2 separate regions of the Homo sapiens genome follow, and region 1 is linked to region 2. A link is an interaction called in ENCODE POLR2A ChIA-PET data of the cell type or tissue named here. Cell type or tissue: MCF 10A. All regions are shown on one strand.

Region 1 (2,500 bases), 170 kb after region 2:
AAAGTAGAGTTTGCTTCTTTCCCCCCTGTATGTAATTCTTGGGTGAGCACCTAAGAAAAATTATTCAGATTAGGCTGTGGCCAATCTTATGACCTCTTTTATACTTTATCCAGGAACAGTCTGAAGACACATATGATTTTACAGCTGTGCCTGACTGAATATGTCTTTATCTTCTCATAACCCAGATAACACTTGGTTTTATTGTTTAGATTTTTTTTGGTAGCTTAATATGTATGAAGTCGTATCTTAAGAATATTGCAATTTATATTTCTCCAATTAGTAGTGAGACAGTCTTTTTTCTCAAGTGCCGATTGAATCTCTGTGGTTTAAACTGCCTGTTTTTATCCTTTGACAGGTTTATGAGTTAGTCATTGTTTGCTCCCTAATAATAGATGATCGGGAAATGTTGAATTGGTTTGGTTTATATTATAAACATTGTTTTATTTATCATAATTCTTGCAGATATTGCCTGAATTTATAATATTTTAATCTTAGATTTGTTTTTTTCATTGCATGAAAGTTTATTTTACATAATTGGATTTGTCAAATTCTTGTTTATGCTTTCTTTGAATTGACCATAAATTCATCTCTTTTCCATAGTGAGATAAGCTTACTGTTCTGTTTTCTCCAAAGTTTTTTGAATGTTTAGTTTTTTAATATATTTATAATTACTTACAGCATATGTTGATGTGGATATTTTTTGCATGTTGGTATTCAGTTTTTCTGACAATGTTTTCTAAATACTGATTTTTTCTCCATTTATTTCATATTTTAAATACTTTATAGATTTGATCTTTTTTTGGCATTTCTAATCTCTTAGGGTTTTTTTTGTATTTTTTATTGTAAAATATACGTAAGATAAAATTAACTGTTTTAACCATTTTTAAGTAAGGTAGTACCCCCACCATCTGTAGTTTTGCTTTTGGCGGTTTTAGTTACCTTCTATCAACCTTGGTCTGAAAATATTAAATGGAAAATTTCACAGGCAAATAATTCATCAGTTTAAAATTGTGCACTGATCTGAGTAGTGTGATGAAGTCTCTCTCCATTTTGCTCTTTCCTGCCTGGGTCATGAATCATCCCTTTATCCAACATATTCATGTTGTAGACACTTCCCGCCTGTTACTCACTTAGGAGCCGTCTTGGTTATCAGATCATTTGTTGAGGTATCTGCAGTACTTGTGTGTTCGAGTAACTCTTTTTTGTTTTTTTTTTTTGAGACAGAGTTTCACTCTTGCCCAGGCTGGAGTGCAATGGCGTGATCTCAGCTCACTGCAACCTCCGCCTCCCGGGTCCTGGTTCAAGCAGTTCTCCTGCCTCAGCCTCTTGAGTATCTGGGATTACAGGCATGCGCCACCATGCCCAGCTAATTTTTGTATTTTTAGTAGAGATGGGGTTTCACCATGTTCGCCAGGCTGGCCTTGAACTCCTGACCTCATGATCCGCCCGCCTCGGCCTCCCAGAGTGCTGGGATTACAGGCATGAGCCACTGCACCCAGCCTGAGTAACTCTTATTTTACTTAATGGCCCTGAAGAGCAAGAGTAGTGTTGCTGGCAATACAGATACACCAAAGAGAAGTGCATTAAGTGAAAAGGTAAAAGTTCTCCACTAAATAAGGAAAGAAAAAAAATCATATGCTGAGATTGTTAAGATCTACGGTAGGGCTGGGTGTTGTGGCTCACACCTGTAATCCCAGCACTTTGGGAGGCCGAGGCGGGCGGATCATGATCCAGACTATCCTGGTCAACATGCTGAAACCCCGTCTCTACTAAAAATACAAAAATTAGCTGGGCGTGGTGGCACGCATCTGTAGTCCCAGCTACTCAGGAGGCTGAGGCAGGGGAATCGCTTGAACCCAGGAGGCGGAGGTTGCAGTGAGCTGAGATCTCACCACTGCACTCCAGCCTGGTGACAGGGAGAGACTCCATCTCAAAAAGAAAGAAAAAAAATCTATGGTAAGAACTAATCTTCTGTCCATGAACTTTTGAAGAAGGAAAAGAAATTCATGCTAGTTTTTCTGTCACACCTCAAACTCCAGGTTTTGGCCACACAGTGTGTGAAAACTGCTGAGTTAAAATTTATCATAGGTATATATGTATAGGAAAAAAGACAGTCTATATGGGTACCATCTGTGGGTTCAGGGGTCAACTGGGGGTCTTGCAGTGTATCCCCCCCTTGGAAGGGGAGACTACTGTATACAATTCAGTGGAATTAAGTACATTTACAATGATCTGCAGTCATCATCACTATTATCTAGTCTCTTTATTTAAGGTATTTTCACTTCAACCTGCAACATTATTGCTGTTACTCTTGGACAAATTGTTTAAATCTCTGAATCCCAGTTTCCTTGTTTGTAGCATGAGGATGATAATACCACCTGCGTCTTAGTTGTGGAGACAAAATTTGATGAGATAGTGAATATAAAAATTACTTGGAGCTGGATGCAGTGGCACATGCCTGTAGTCCCAGCTGCTTGGGAGGCTGAGGTGGGAGGATTGC
Region 2 (2,500 bases):
GTAGGGGCTCAATTAGATAGTCTCTAACGGCTGTACCTTGGCTCTCTATACGGTATGGCAGGTGTCATGGTGATAATTCTCAACAGAAGGCAGAAGTGAAAGGCCAAAGGACAAGCAAAAGCAAGATTAATTCCTCACTGCTCTCCAGAGTGGACAGAAGTCAGTTAAAGATAACTCAAGGCTGGCAAAGGGAGGCCCAGCCCACTCCATACTCCTAAGCAGGAGAGGGAAATCTACAGGTCTAGGTTGGGCTGAGTAGGGCAAAAGCCTTTAGAAGATGGTGTCCAACCATAAGTAGCTCCCATGACCAGCTCCCATCATCCTCACTCTTGCGGAGTCGGGGGTCTAGAAACACCTGAGAAGCCTGAATGCATGCAGGCTTGCAAAGCTAAGGCGTGCTGGCGAGGAAGGAGAGCGTAGAGGGGGTGACAGGTGGGTAAGGGCCGAGGGAGTCAGGCTGGGAGGCAAACGTTGGGCGGTCGGATCTAGACACTGTGCGAAGAATCTGGGGGTGTTTCGCACGACCTGAGGAGAACTCCACGCGGGAGATGGTAATGATAAAGGAGGAGTTGAGCCGTGGGTTGTTTTGGAGACCCGCCGGTGGAAACGGTTTGGGGGCCTGAAACTGTTGTGCAGGTAACTGGGAGTGCCCTATACGTGGCAACGGTCGGGACATCAAGGGTTAGGGTATACTGGATTGGGGCCCGGGAGTTCTGTTGGGGGATGGGGCGCCCAAGGCACCAGGTAGGAACGGGTGGGGCGATTGGCAGTTTAAGGATTGGAAGGCCATTGGGAGATCCAGGGCTGGACTTGGGACCCGGTGAGCCTCACCGGAAATATCGTTCCTCTTCAGCCTGCTCTCTCTTTCCGAAGGCCCCACCGGCTTCCCGGATGGAGCCCGCGCCCCGGTCGACATTCTCGGACTGCAGAGAGACAGGGACACTGGTAAAGGTACGGAAGCAAAGATGGGATCCGCCCGCGGGGCTGGAGCAGCGGACACTGCCGCAGCGTACCTGATCCGAGCCGAAGCCTCGGGCTTGCATGGTCCTCACGCCCCACACGCCAAGCCACGTCCGCGCCGCCAACGCCGTCACTGCCATTGCTGCTGGAGCTGCACCTCTGGCGTCTCTGCCGCAGCAAGCAGTCTCTCGTTACGCGCTAATGGCAGGGACGGCCAAGCACCCAATCTGGTCGACGGAGGGGCGGATGAACACAGGAGTAGCGAATCACGGGAGAGCGGAGGCGGGCTTCCCGGAGCTCACAGCGAATCCCGAGCAAGAGACGGGTTTCTTCTTAGCCAACCGCTAGCAAGGGCTTAGGGCCAAAGGACTGGAAAGAGGAATGATGGAGGAGTTTAGAGAGCTGAGTGAGGAGAGTGCCAGAAGCCGAAATTTCGGCTCTTGGACCCATCAGAATGAGGCGTGGCGTCCACCTCCAGCCCACGATTTCAATTCTAAAGTCGTTATTATTCAAAGCCCAAAGGAAGTTTTCCCTTCCCTGGCCTGCTAGCATCAATAAAATGGGGGAATTCGGGGTTTGGGAGCTGTGTCCAGGATGCTGATGTCCAGGATACCGACGTCCAATGTGCCCTGGCTTAGATATACATAAATCGCGTTCATTTGTTATGAGAAGTGTCAGTGTTCTGGCTGGGCGCGGTGGCTCACGCCTGTAATCCCAACACTTTGGGAGGCCGAAGTGGGTGGATCACCTGAGGTCCGGAGTTCGAGACCAGCCTGGCCAACATGGGGAAACCCCGTCTCTACTAAAAATACAAAAATCAGCCGGGTGCGGTGGCACGCGACTGTAATCGCAGCTACTCAGGAGGCTGAGACAGGAGAATTGGCTTGAACCCGGGAGGCGGAGGTTGCAGTGAGCCGAGATTGCGCAACTGCACTCCAGCCTGGTGACAAAGCGAGACTCCGTCTCAAAACAAAAAAAAAAAAAAGAAAACCCAAATTATAACTTGACCACCTCAGGCACAGTTTCCTAGGACCTCTTGAGGCTGTGTTTCCCCAAGCTATGGTCACTCATCTTGGCTCAGAATAAACCTTTTAAAAATATTTTAGTTTGTTTTTTTCGTTAGCAACATATTGTTGAATGGGCTTAATAACTGCACTTTTGGCAATGTGGTGCAATGCAGTAGAAAAGAGCAGGCCAGGCGCGGTGGCTCACACCTGTAATCCCAGCACTTTGGGAGGCCGAGGCGGGCAGATCACCTGAGGTTGGGAATTCGAGACCAGCTTGACCAACATGGAGAAACCCCATCTCTACTAAAAAAAAAATATGAAAAATTAGCTGGGCATGGTGGCGCATATCTGTAATCCCAGCTACTCGGGAGGCTGAGGCAGGAGAATCGCTTGAACCTGAGAGGCAGGGGGTGCAGTGAGCTGAGATCACGCCATTGCACTCCAGCCTGGTCAACAAGAGAGAAACTGTCTCAAAAATAAATAAATAAAAATAAAAAATAAATTAGCTAGGCGTGGTGGCACATGCCTGTAAT

The links. Peaks named below come from ENCODE experiments on the same cell type or tissue, not always from the same donor. Only the 100,000 strongest peaks of a DNase experiment are listed, where the experiment ranks them.
Region 1: POLR2A ChIA-PET joins it to region 2 with 11 read pairs; 7 of 35 experiments call an interaction of 5 or more read pairs at or near these places.

The regions. Positions count from the first base shown.
Region 1 is chr1:28,064,724-28,067,223 of GRCh38, reverse strand. All of the region lies in intron 1 of EYA3 (EYA transcriptional coactivator and phosphatase 3), which reads left to right. Among named protein-coding and RNA genes, the nearest start is that of EYA3, 23 kb to the left of the region's middle. In MCF 10A, no CTCF peak of the experiment used is centred here; a DNase peak (open chromatin) is centred at 1,103.
Region 2 is chr1:28,234,784-28,237,283 of GRCh38, reverse strand. ATP5IF1 (ATP synthase inhibitory factor subunit 1) reads right to left here and starts at 1,160. Exons shown (of 3, transcript NM_016311.5): 1 at 1,014-1,160; 2 at 832-923. The coding sequence starts at 1,100. RefSeq lists enhancers at 902-961, 1,755-2,261 and a silencer at 1,698-1,922. In MCF 10A, no CTCF peak of the experiment used is centred here; a DNase peak (open chromatin) is centred at 1,253.